Regions from separate parts of the Mus musculus genome. Here region 1 is linked to region 2. The links are chromatin contacts, found by Hi-C or POLR2A ChIA-PET in ENCODE. All regions are on one chromosome and are shown on one strand. Each heading gives the region's core, a stretch centred on a gene start or an enhancer-like site at or near the end of the contact. The rest is flanking DNA. Distances are from core to core; before and after follow the strand shown. Region 1 overlaps Rala (v-ral simian leukemia viral oncogene A (ras related)). Region 2 holds the start of Rala (v-ral simian leukemia viral oncogene A (ras related)).

Evidence for each region. Hi-C counts contacts between places; a loop is a spot of excess contacts on that map. ChIA-PET counts read pairs that join two places held with the same protein, here RNA polymerase II (POLR2A).
Region 1: a loop to region 2 is called in a map of left cerebral cortex, with 2.2 times the contacts of the local background. The contact joins the enhancer-like site here to the promoter of Rala in region 2. A Hi-C loop is called at or near these places in 4 of 37 maps with a recorded cell type or tissue (Patski, heart and left cerebral cortex). POLR2A ChIA-PET finds 5 or more read pairs at or near these places in 2 of 5 experiments (Patski and embryonic stem cell).

Annotation. Positions count from the first base shown.
Region 1 is chr13:17,898,466-17,905,147 of GRCm38, forward strand. The region is part of intron 1 of Rala (v-ral simian leukemia viral oncogene A (ras related)); the gene reads right to left. Among named protein-coding and RNA genes, the nearest start is that of Rala, 42 kb to the right of the region's middle. Within about 2 kb of position 2,418, at least 1 of the 3 ENCODE cell types and tissues checked has a DNase peak (open chromatin) inside an H3K27ac peak, as active enhancers do; it is left cerebral cortex, where a contact is called at or near this core.
Region 2 is chr13:17,940,007-17,946,875 of GRCm38, forward strand. Rala (v-ral simian leukemia viral oncogene A (ras related)) reads right to left here and starts at 4,211. Exons shown (of 5, transcript NM_019491.5): 1 at 4,011-4,211.

The DNA of each region.
Region 1 (6,682 bases), core at 1,168-3,667, 43 kb before region 2:
TTGTGCTTCGGTAGCTGTCAGGTAGTGAAGACAGAAAGAACAGGGATGGGGGCTTCAACATTCCTGGCAAGGGCATGCCCCAGATGACCTAACCTCCTTCTACTCGGTCACACCTCCTAAACATTCTGCCTCGGCCCAACAGTACCACAAGTTAGCAATCAAGACTAACTAAATAAATAAAAACTACCCAATGCGACGTCTCTATCAAAGCCCCCCACCCTGATCTTTATGGCTCAGGGAACCACCCAGAAGGAGGCAGAAAGAATAAGAATCAAGGGGAATGGGGGACAAGAAAAGAAGGCCCTCTATATAAACACAAGCAAAGCTCGACAAATGGTGCTGGCACAACTGGCACTTATCATGTAGAAGAATACAAATTGATCCATTCTTATCTCCTTGTACAAAGCTCAAGTCTAAGTGGATCAAGGACCTCCACATAAAACCAGAGACTGAAATTTATAGAGGAGAAAGTGGGGAAAAGCCTCGAAGATATGGGCACAGGGGAAAAATTCCTGAACAGCAATGGCTTGTGCTGTAAGATCAAGAATTGACAAATGGAACCTCATAAAATTGGGAAAGGATTTTTTACCAATCCTAAATCTGATAGGGGACTAATATCCAATATATACAAAGAGCTGAAGAAGCTGGACTCCAGAAATTCCAATAACCCCATTAAAAATGGGGTAGAGAGCTAAACAAAGAATTCTTAACTGAGGAATACCGAATGGCAGAGAAGCACCTGAAAAAATGTTCAACAACCTTAATCATCAGGGAAATGCAAATCAAAACAACCCTGAGATTCCACCTCACACCAGTCAGAATGGCTAAGATCAAAAATTCAGGTGACAGCAGATGCTGGCGTGGATGTGGAGAAAGAGGAACACTCCTCCATTGTTGGTGGGATTGCAGGCTTGTACAACCACTCTGGAAATCAGTCTGGCGGTTCCTCAGAAAATTGGACATAGTACTACCGGAGGATCCAGCAATACCTCTCCTGGGCATATATCCAGAAGATGCCCCAACTGGTAAGAAGGACACATGCTCCACTATGTTCATAGCAGCCTTATTTATAATAGCCAGAAGCTGGAAAGAACCCAGATGCCCCTCAACAGAGGAATGGATACAGAAAATGTGGTACATTTACACAAAGGAATATTACTCAGCTTTTAAAAACAATGAATTTATGAAATTCTTGGGCAAATGGATGGATCTGGAGGATATCATCCTTAGTGAGGTAACCCAATCACACAAGAACTCAAATGATTTGTACTCACTGATAAGTGGATATTAGCCCAGAAACTTAGAATATCCAAGATACACAAGAAAATCAAGAAGAAGGAAGACAACACGTGGATACTTCAGTCCTCCTTATAATAGGGAACAAAATACCCATGGAAGGAGTTACAGAGACAAAGTTTGGAGCTGAGAAGAAAGGATGGGCCACACCCGGGGATCCATGCCATAATCAGCCACAAAATGCAGACACTATTGCATATGCCAGCAAGATTTTGCTGAAAGGACCCTGATATAACTGTCTCTTGTGAGGCTATGCCATGCCTGGCAAATACAGAAGTGGATGCTCACAGTTATCTATAGGATGGAACACAGGGCCCCCAATGGAGGAGCTAGAGAAAGCACCCAAGGAGCTGAAGGGGTTTGCAACCCTAACCAGTACCTCCAGAACTCGTGTCTCTAGCTGCATATGTAATAGAAGATGGCCTAGTCGGTCATCATTGGGAAGAGAGGCCCCTTGGTCTTGCAAACTTTATATTCCCTACTTAGGGGAACGCCAGCGCCAAGAAGTGGGAGTGGGTGGATAGGGGAGCAGGGTGGAGGGAGAGTATAGGGGACTTTCGGGATAGCATTTGAAATGTAAATGAAGAAAATATCTAATAAAACAATACATACAGTAACCCTGAAGCCCCACAAAAGGTAGCAGCACACAAGGCAAGCCTTCAGTTTTCATGTGAGGGACCAGGCACCAGAAGACTGAGGTCACCTGCAAGTGGTCCCAGGGAGCTGTGGTTCTCACATTTCCTTACGTTGTGCTGATGTCCAAGCAGAAAAGTACTTCACTGCTACTTCATAACTAATTTTCCTACTGTTGTGGATCATAATAGAAATACTTGATTGAGAACTACTGTGGCAGAATTAAATTCCGAACTAATGCAGGGTCAAGGCAGGATGACCTAGCTGGCTTTCTACACTACGGGACCTAGCTGACTCTGAAGCAGGACTGGCTAGAATGTGACCTAACAGTTTCTTCCTGAGAGGGATTTGGAACACACCATGGCAGCCGTGGAGCTTTAAGAAGACGAGAAGGCTTTAAGAAGGCTTGTTTCAGCAGGTGCTTTAACAGCCACATTCCATTCCAGGGAATCTGCATGCAGCTCTTGCAGCACCCTTCTCTTCCCCAGTTCTCCTGATCATGAATCAGTGCCTGCTCATAACTAACCCCAAGTGAGTCAGGCTTGACTCGAAGGGCTTGAAAAGAAGATACTAAAAGATTAAAGCTCTTTCCATGTTATTTTACAAGTGTTCAACCCGAGAAACTACAAGCAAGAACAGATGAAGCCTGGGTTTGTTTAATTCAAGTATAATAAATTCTTAAGCCTAAATATAGCTGTTACTCTCATAAACTGAAGGAATATTCAGAAGTAAGAAAGATTAAGTAATGTGGAACATTGGTTTGCTAGTTACATTTCAGTCAACAGGACACACGTATAAGGAAGTATGAGGCTAAATAAATAAGACAGGAGAATAAGGGTTTTGCCTTTGACCCTCAAAAATGTCTACAGACTAAGGACAATGTCATAAAGACTACAGAGCTTCTCCGATGAATTCTGCCTGCATTGTAACGAAAAGGAAAGGCATCTTGTAAAACAGGGAATCTTAACCACAGGCTAAGGTAATGATTCCTTAGTGCCATCTTTCCCTACTCTTTTCTCTATTCTTCTTTAAAATGAGGTTTGTTAATCTTTAATTGGATATTTTGTTAATATTTCAAATGTTATCCCCTTTCCTGGTTTCCTGTCTGCAAACCCCCTATCCCATCCCGCCTTATCCTGCTTGTATGAGGGTGCTCCTCCACCCACCTACCCATTCCTGCCTCACCGCCCTAGCATTCCTCTACACTGGGCATGGAGCCTTTACACGACCAAGGGCCTCCCCTCCCACTGATGCCAGATAAGACCACTTCAGCTCCTTCAGTCTTTCCCCTAACTCCTCCATTGCGGTCCCTGTGCTAAGTACTATGGTTGGCTGCAAGCCTCCAAATCTGTATTGGTCATGCTGTGGCAGAGCCTCTCAGGAGAAAGCTGTATCAGGCTCCTGTCAGCAAGCACTTCATGACATCTGCAATATTATCTGGGTTTGATGTTTGCATGTGGGATGAATCCTCAGGTGGAGAAGTCTCTGGAAGGCCTTTCCTTCAGCATCTGCTCCACTCTTTGTCCCTGCATTTCCTTAGGACAGGAGTAATTCTGGGTTAAAATTTTGGAGGGGTGGGGGAGGGCATGCCTAACCTCTGGATATCGTCTCAACAGGTTCTCCCTCCCCTTTGTGGTGTATTTCAGCTAATGTGATTCCCATGGTCCTGGGAGGCTCTTGCTTTCCTGGCATCTGGAACTTTCTGGTGGCTACCCCCAGTTCCCCATTCCCATTGCTACACACCTCTGTTCAATTTCCTGACCCTCTGTATAGCTCCTCCATCTTCTTCCATACCTGATTCTGCTCCTCTTCCCCCCCCTCTCTTCTTCCCAAGTCCCTCCCACCCTCTACTTCCCTTGATTATATTGTTCTCCCTTCTAAGTACGATTGAACCATCCATTCTTTGGTCTTGAGCTTCATGAGGTCCATGAGTTGTATCATGGGTATTCCATACTCTTGCCTAATATCCACTTATCAGTGAGTACATACTATGTGTGTTCTTTTGTGACTGAGTTACCTCACACAGGATATTTGCTAGATACAATCATTTGCCTGTGAATCTCATGAAGTCATTGTTTTTAATAGCTGAGTAGTACTCCATTGTGTAAATGTACAACATTTTCTGTATCCATTCCTCTGTTGAGGGACATCTGGATTGCTTCCAGCTCCTGGCTATTATAAATATGGCTGCTATGAACATAGTGGAGCATGTGTTTTGTCCTTATTACATGTTGGGGCATCTTCTGGGTATATGCCCTGGAGTGGTCATACCTGGGTCCTCAGGTAGTACCACCAAACTGATTAAGAGATATTAAGGAATAGTGATTGTTGCTTCCTGTTTTGTTGTTGTTGTTAGAAGAGGAATTATGTTTGTGTGGTTATCTTCTTTTGTGTTTTTTTGAAAGAATATTATGTTCTTGCTTTTTCTAGGGTGCAGTCTCCCTCCCTGTGTTGGAGTTTTCCATCTACTATCCTTTGTAGGACTGGATTTGTGGAGAAATATTGTGTAAATTTGGTTTTGTCATAGAATATCTTGGTTTCTCCATCTATGGTAACTGCGATTTTTGCTGGGGATAGTAGCCTGGACTGGCATTTGTGCTCTCTTAGGGTCTGTATGACATCTGCCCAGGATCTTCTAGCTTTCATAGTCTCTGGTGAGAAGTCTGATGTAATTCTGATAGGTCTGCCTTTATATGTCACTTGACCTTTTTCCCTTACTGCTTTTAATATTCTTTGTTTTGTGCACTTGGTGTTTTGATTATTGTGTGACAGGAGGAATTTCTTTTCTGGTCCAATCTATTTGGAGTTCTGTAGGCTTCTTGTATATTTATGGGCATCTCTTTCTTTAGGTTAGCAAAGTTTTATTCTATAAATTTGTTGAAGATATTTACTGGCCCTCTAAGTGGGGAAATCTACCCTCTCTTCTATACCTATTATCCTTAGGTTTGGTCTTCTCATTGTGTCCTGGATTTCCTGGATGTTTTGGGTTAGGAGCTTTTTGTTTTTTTATGCTTTCTTTCATTGTTGTGACAATGTTTTCTATGGTATCTTCTGCACCTGAAATTCTCTCTTCTATCTTTTGTATTCTGTTGGTGATGCTTACGTCTATGACTCTTGATCTCTTTCCTAGGTTTTCAATCTCCAGGGTTGTCTCCCTTTGTGATTTCTTTATTGTTTCTATTTCCATTTTTATATCCCGGATGGTTTTGTTCAAATCCTTCACCTGTTCAGCTGTGTTTTCCTGTAATTCTTTAAGGGATTTTGTGTTTCTTCTTTAGGGGCTTCTAACTGTGTTACCTGTGTTAAGGGAGTTATTATGTCCTTCTTAACATCCTCTACCAACATCATGAGATGTGATTTTAAATTAGTCTTGCTCTTTCAGTGTGCTGGGGTATCCAGGGCTTGCTGTGGTGGGAGAATTGGGTTCTGATGATGCCAAGTAGCCGTGGTTTCTGTTGCTTATTTTCTTTCTTGCACTTGCCTCTTGCCATCTGGTTATCTGTGGTGTTAGCTGGTCATGCTGTTTCTGACTGTGGCTTGTCCCTCCTATAAGCCTGTGTGTCAGCACTCCTGGAAGACCAGCTCTCTCTTGGTGGGATTTGGGTAGGGAGAGCTGTGGCACAGGATCAGCTCCGGGCACAGATGGAAACTGGAAGGCCTCTTTTCTCATTTCATTCCCCACCTCTTAAATGCTGTATATTAACCCTGATGATTATGCAATTACTGCTAATGAAATATTTGGGGACAATTTGGGGAAATTTGAGTCAACTATCAAAATGGATTTGTAGACAGCTGAATACTGATATCAAAAATAAGCTCTGTTAGGACTGACATGACTCGGAATACTCTAATTTACAATTCAATATTTTCTAAATATTAGATCTCGATGGGAAAAGAAAGCCTTATCAAAACTTGATCTACCTACTGTGACTCTATGTATATTTTAGAAGTTCTTTGCACAGGTTTACTGAAATACACTATATAGAAAGTAAACTGCACACATTCACACATTTGGACATTATAATCTCTTCATTCCCCTACACTTCTCTTCTCCATAGACCTGATTTTCTGTAACAGATTAGTGAAGGATTTTCCAGACTTACATAAAAAGGAAATTATGTAATATATGCTTTCTTTTAAATTGACTTCTTAAAATTTAAAGAAGCTAATGAAAATTAATTGCTTGCCTGGCAAGCATGAGTATGCAGAAACCACAAACAAAACATAAAAACTCCATATATTCATGGGACAATACACATTGTTGTTGGCTTCTTTCATCCAGCATAATTTTGACAGCCATGCTGTTGCTTATATCAATAGTTCATTTCCTTTTATTGCTAAGTAGTACTGTGCAGTGTAGACATACTGCAATTCCTTAACCATCACTTTCTGATGGGCATCTCTATTGTTTACAGCTTTCAATATTTGATGATAAAGGGACAAAGGGCAGTGAAGCAAAGATAAGCTTTTCAAAAGTGATGCTGAAATTCATTTGTAAAAATTAACATATCACCATATCTCATACCAGATAAACAAGTAACCCTAAGTGGGCCATTCTAAATATAAAAACTAGACCACAAGTCTGAAAGAGAGCATAGGAGGAGGCATGTGACTCTGACTTAGGTAATAACTTATTAACACCAAAAGCAAAACCCATAAAGATCAAATGGATGAAGTCACAAAACTGTGCTCCTGAAAGTACAATTAAAAAATTAATAAAGATAAGCTGTGGAATGGGAAATGATTTTTACAA
Region 2 (6,869 bases), core at 2,961-5,460:
AAGCCAAAAAAAAAAAAAAAAAAAAAAACCAACCCAAAACAAACAAACAACCCCCCAGCTACACATAGACATAATTCTTGGAAACAGTGTAACCCAATGGGGAAGCCTGAAAGACAGCAGTTTACCAGACTGGGGAGAAGAGTGGTCAGAACTCCAGAAGGGGGGATGGGATCACCCAGTGAACACCAGGATTCTGTGTCACGGCACTGCTGGAACTGCGCTTGCAGGAAGGGGTGGGCCAGGGAGTGAGTTTAAGTAAGTAGTCCTTCTGGAAGGTTCTATGTACCAGATTGAGGGTCACGTTCAACATGAGCCACAGAGGATTTCAACCAGTGGAGTAGGATGGATGTTTTAAATATGAGGAACACTATAGGCTAAGCGGGGTCTCAGTGATCAGAATAAACCTAGACAGCACTCGCAAGTCACTAAGTAGCCTCCATATTCAATGGGTACTACCATAGCTATTTGGTTGTATTAAAAAGTGACAGAGATCTTATGGCTTAGATGACCATCATCAGAGGCTTTGCGGGATTTCATCCATTTTACATAGCATCTGAAATCAAGTCATTTCATAATCTTTGGCTGGACTGTCCATAATCATACTGTGAAACCCTGACACTTAGTTTCAAATCTGAATCAAACAATAGAATTGGAACTCAGAGTTAAGTAAATTATATATGTCAAGAATTTTGTCCCTTGTATCTAACACAAGACACTGTGCAGGGCTTTCAGGAAAGCATCATATTATTTAATTTCTACATGACATTTCCTTCAGCTTTTCAATTTTTTATATTTAAGCGGGGCAGTGGTAGTGTCAGCACTCAGGAGACAGCGGCAGGCAGAGCTCAGAGTTTGAGGCCATCCTGTCTACAGAATGAGTTCCGGGACAGCCAGGGTTACACAGAGAAACACCTGTCTCAAAATCCCCACCCCTCAAAATAAATAAATAAAATTAATGGCTTATATAGGCTACTCTCATGATGTTGAGGAAATAAACCTTTACTTACATGTATGATTAAATCAATGATGAAAATTCCCTTGTAAAATGTACTCAGCTTTAAAAACTAAACAAGAAATCCTGTTCCTTGTTGGGGGCTGGAGACGGAACTCTGGTATTTGGAATGACAGCATCTCATTCCCATCTTTTAAACCAAGGGATGGGCATGCCCTCCCTCCATTACTTTCTTAAACTCCACACTTGCAGGGGAAAAGGCAACCAGACCTATAAGAATAGAGTTCTACAACTCTTTTTGTTTTTTAAAATATTCTTCCTACTGTCCTACATTGATCCCATCTACATTAGTGGAAGAAAGAAGGAAACAAATATAATTACAAACAGGGCCGGCTCCAACAGGTGCTGCAGAAGTACAAAGCCATCAGAGATCCTGTTCTGAGTTCCTTCTCTACCAGGACACCTACAAGCACAATGTTTGACCAGTTGTCATCTTGGTACACAACAGACTGTATGTAGGAGTACAGTTACATTGTGTTCGTAAGCACCTTGGAAATAAAGATGCCTGCAGCTCCCACTTGGCTAGTCACTGGTGACTCCAGGCCATCCTTCGGGACTAAGAGTGAGAAGCATAGTATCTTTTCTGGAAGCTCGGGTCAGTCAGAATCACTTTCCCCTTGACTTTTAGGATTAGCTGCAATTTTCAGTGCTCTTGGAAATTGTTACTGTACTTTTAAATCCTAGCTCTATTACACGCTAGCTTGTGAAATAACTTGACTTAGTGTTGGGGAAGACCATCCATCTGGAAGAGCTATGATGGAGATAAGAAATAATATAAGTATATTGGTATCATTACAATCCTCAGCAAAGTGCTTGATGGGCAATCAATATATAAGAACTATTATTACCAAGATAGGTGCTGAATTAAAGAAGGGAAATCTAACCTCTGGATAGTAATGTTATGAAACCAAAGGCTTCTCTCTCCTTAATCCAAGAATTATAGTATCTTATAAAACAATGGAAACTGTCTCCTACCTCTTCAAGATCAGTCTCTTCCCTAGTTAACACTCACAGCTTCCAGTATTTGTAAAATGATTGCTCTTTTTACTCATTTATAAAAGAATACAAGAACCTATTAGTTTGGTGGACCCATATACAAGAAGTGATATTGGTACATTTATTTGTACTCTGTTTATTTAAAACGCTACTTAGAAGACAGTGCAGGACCACCATATACTAGAAGACAAAGATACGTGCAGCTTAACCTGAGAATAATGCAACCATCTATAGGCCAAAACATTCCCTTAAAAATGGTGAGGAAAAAATTGGTGAACATTCTTTCCTATAATTCTTTCCTATGATTAGTTTCCCCCACACGGAGTGCCCTGGGGAAAAATAGTTGTAATGAAATACTACTTCAAAATAAACGTGCATTTGCACACCCAGCAGAGAGAGAAGCATGTGGATCTCCGAACATCAAAGTGCTGCTGATCAAAGATGCCAAGGTCACGTCGGGGTGTCAGAAGATTTCATGTATCCTTGACAAAAAATGAGCCACTCTGAGAAACCGTGCTTTTCACCTTATTTCTAAGCAGCATCAACTCCTAACTTCCTCTTTTTAAAGGCTGGGTACAGTTATCACAACCCCAAGAATATACTTGCAATCTTTTGCCAGTAAATCTCTTCCTTCTAACTCTGGATATACTCTAGAAATAAACATGAAACAATAAAATATAAATGAGTATTCGTCTAATCACAGTCCCTAAATATTTTTAACCTTTTCCAGGTCAGAATAGTGAAAATGAAATTCTTCCTGAATTTTTCCTTGATCTCCTGGAGAACAAAAAAGACAATGCAAAATTTTCATGTTCCAAGAATCCCAAAGTAACAAAACTGTGCTCTTAACAAAATTGTTTGGAGGCCTTGCTAGAGATGGAATCTAGTACCTTTTGCTTGGTATGCAAGTACCAGCCACAGTCAATCGCTTCTGGAAAGTGACTTTTCCATCAACTGTACACATTCACATCCATTCAGTGAAGAAATGTGGGGAGTTCTGAGCACTTTACGTGGTAACAGAGAAGATGAAAAGGCTCCTCCTCTGAAAACAACTGAGCCGTAGAAACATCTTAAGGGTCACAGGAGTCATTTATAAGAATATTGTATCAACAGATACAAACAGCATAGGTAATAGTACATATTAACAAGCATAAGCCAAAGGGAATGCCTTCTACACTGTGAGTAATAAATCTGTTAGTCAATTTTGGGAACGTGATTAAAGCTGTAATTTATTTACAGGAAAAGAATTTACAGAAATAAAGGTTCTCCCGGCACACGTACCCAAACTGTTTGTAAATTGTGTGCTTCCTGGCTTGACAGGTAGGGCGTGGCACCAGAGTTCTCACAGTAGCTCAAAGACACTCAGATGAGCTCTCACAAGTCTGGACGTTCTGGTTTCCATGCAAAGGCCAGTAAATTCTTTAATTCCTCCTAAGTCTCCCGACAACACAACCACCTCAGCGCCACCACGCCCGCCCACTCCAACACACGAATGCCCAAGTAAAGCACACAAATCGTATCTTCTACTCCTTGACATCTTTCAGGCACCGAACGCGGAAGATACCCCCATCACACAATGCCTACATTCCCTTCCTCTTCTAAAGGCTAAACCTGTACTAGAAGAGCCTTCGAGCATTCAGCTGGACGCGTCTAAAGACTTTAGTCTGAAAACGCCATTCCTTCCAAACACTGGCAGAGAAGCTCGAAAAGCAGCCGCTCTGTACCGGCAGAGTGGCTTGAAAGCGAGGGAGGTCGGGGTGGAGTGCGGCGCAGGGACTGCGGCGGCGGCGGCGGCGGCCCCAGGTCGCGGGCACCGCCCGGGCACAGCCCTGGGAGCCACCGGCGCTATACAGGTGACCTTCCGGAGACGCCGCCCGCTGTCGGGGCGCAGTCGGGTCCCAGCCCAGGCGGCAGGCGGGACGTGCAATCTCGGCGGCCGCGGGCCCGGCCCGTCGGACACACCCCCGCCGCGGCCCGGCCTCCCCGGCCGGCGAGCTCTCACCTGCACCGCGAGCCGCTCGACCCGCGGGCTCTTGGGCCTCGGCTGCGCCGATCGGACCGCGCTCGGAGTTCCGCGCGGGGCGCGGCAAGAGGAGTCCGGAGGGCGGCGGCAGCGGCGGCGGCCTGGGCGGCGGCGGAGGAGGAGGACTCCGGCGCTCCGCTCTAGGGAGACCCACCCTCCTCCCGGCCGCTCTGCAGCAGCCGCCGCAGATCACTTCCGGGGCGCGGGCCAGCGGGGCGGGGCGCCAGGCCGCACTTCCTGGCCGTGGGGCCGAGTACTCCATGGCGACTGCGAACAAAGGCTCTACGGGCGCGGGGGAGGCGCAGTGGTACAGCCTCCCGGTGGACCCACGGCGAGTCCCCGGGTTCGCGAGGCGTAGCCCGCCCCCCCCCCCCAAGGCCGTGCCGGGATTCCCGTGTCGCGGTGTTTTCGTCTTCCCCGGACATGGAGGGGTTCCTGGAGAAAGAAGGGGAGGGGGAGGCCGCCATCTTGCTTCTGGGGGCTGCTAGGTTCTCTTGCAAGAGTTTTCCAGTGTGTAGCCTGCAACGTGGTTTGTCGCAGATCAAGTCCGAGTTGGTGGATTGGTCGCTTGTCCTGGTTGGAGGGTCTCGGTAGCTGACCGAGTGGAGAACTGGCCTCAGCATATGGGCTTCGGGTTCCTTTTGGAGTAGACCCTTCGACACTAGATTTGGCACTGAGATAAGGCGACGGCTCCGTAACACACTAATGTCTTAAATTAGTAGTTAAACTGAATCGGTTGTTTTCTTTAAAACTGCCCACAAGTTCGAGATAGTTTGCCTAGTGTCTGTTAGCGGCCACACGTTCTTCCCTGGACTTTAAAATTCTCATTTCCTTTGGCCCCAAATGAAGAACCAACGGCTTGGTTGGTTGGCATGACTACTTAAAGGAATGAATGTACACTCAATCAAGTTTGCAGTCTAGAAACCTAGTACTTGGCGTTTGGAAGTATGAATGGAGGGAAGACTTGATAACTTTACTAACAATAGGTTAGAGTTTTAAACTTAAGTATGATCTTTTTTCCAGTACAAAAAGACGATGGTAAATGTGGATCCAAATAAAGGGAGTCCCCGCAGAACAGGGATCAGTGGTTCATGGAGAAGGCTGAGTGCCACTTATCTGTCTTAAAAGTTCTACAAGAGCTGATGAGAAAGATGAGGCTACAGAAGGAGACAGGAGTCAAGTCATGGCTGGCTTTTGTGTCTATTAAATTCTGGAAGTAGAATGGCTGGATACATCAAATTTTAAGCAGTTTATAAATGGAGGACCGATTAATGGGGGAGTTGGGCAGTATAGCAAACATAGAGTAGACAGTGAACTATTGCAGAAGAGGAAAGAGAAAGGTATTTTTAATAGTGCCAGTAACCAACCAAAAGATGATTCCCAGATGATGAAGCCATATAAGCATCATAAGCCAAATAAGAATTGTTTGCTGGGCAGCTGGAGGGTAAGAGAATTGGAAGTCAATGTTTTGTTTTTGGAAAGATGCAGGATAAAAGTGTACTTTGTGTATGTGGTTTTGTCCTGGCCATGTAACTGGGGGGTGACCTTGAACTTCAGACTCACCTAACTCCATCTCCCAAGTGCTGGTAATAGAGACTTGCACCATCAAGTCTGGTTTTGCTGGGGCTAGAACCCTGAGTTTCATACCTAGCCACCAAACACTCTTGCTCCTAGAGCTATAGCTCGATTGCGGAAAGGTGTACTTTACTGAAGAGGCGAAGAAGGATGGACATAGGTTACAGGAAAAGGGTTTCTTTAGTCTGAAGTGAAATGGTGTTATCTAGTGGTAGTTGCTGTGTGCTGGGTTCCAAGTTCTGGAGTGGGCAGGACGAGCTGAAGTTAGATATGCCATAGGTTTATATTGCCACTTTCAAGCAGATGCAGTCTCACTTCATTGAGCACAATTTCAAAACTTTTTCTCCTTTCTGCTTTACTTAAGAGAAAATTTTAAAATACTGTATTAATCTCACTGTCCATAGCCATTCTAATATTATTCTAGTACCTAGTGGTCTACATGAAGATATGAACAAATAACTGATGTGTGGAGGTCTCAAGAGGCAGGGGGAACTGAAATCCAAAACACAGATTGAAAAATGGCCTCTTACTGTAAAAAAGAAAAAAAGGCCTAAACAATGAATATGGTCAATAAGTTAGCTTCATTATATTCAGAAACTTGTATCCTTAATTTTTGAGTGAATTCTTACAATAAACTATGTAATATGTTACAAAGAAGAAAGCAACACATTTTATTCAAGTGTCCTACTTATTAATATTATCTTTCTTGATTCCCAAGACTCAAACTGCCTACATATTAGGGATATTTTGAGACTTCCCTTCTTTTGTAAAAGAAAAGGGTCTGAAATACATTAATTATGATGTGACCTTATCCCCCTTCCTTGACTCTGAGCTTAAACAGCTGCTTCCTCTCTAACAGCATTTGGTTCTTCTGGCTTCTCTGATCTGGTTTAATTCACTGATTGTTCCATCCAGATTGTATAAATACTTTCTCTTCTGCTCTGTCCTTATTTCTGCACTTATCTGGGAAAAACCAATCTGCTTATTAAATAGCTCTTTTTAACAAGGGTCATTTAAATTAAATTAGAACTCTGCATGAAGATGTGAAAGTATTCTGTTGACATATATATCCATACCCACACAAGAACAACTAGGAACTGATGCTAAGATGTGATAATAACCCTGAAATATAATATAAAATTGAACAAAGTTAAAGTGGATCTCAATTTTGATATTCACAGATGCTGTTCAAAGGTCATTTTCACACTATGTCAAAATGTATCAAAGAGCACTTTAATACATTAATTTGAGTTATTTCCAGTG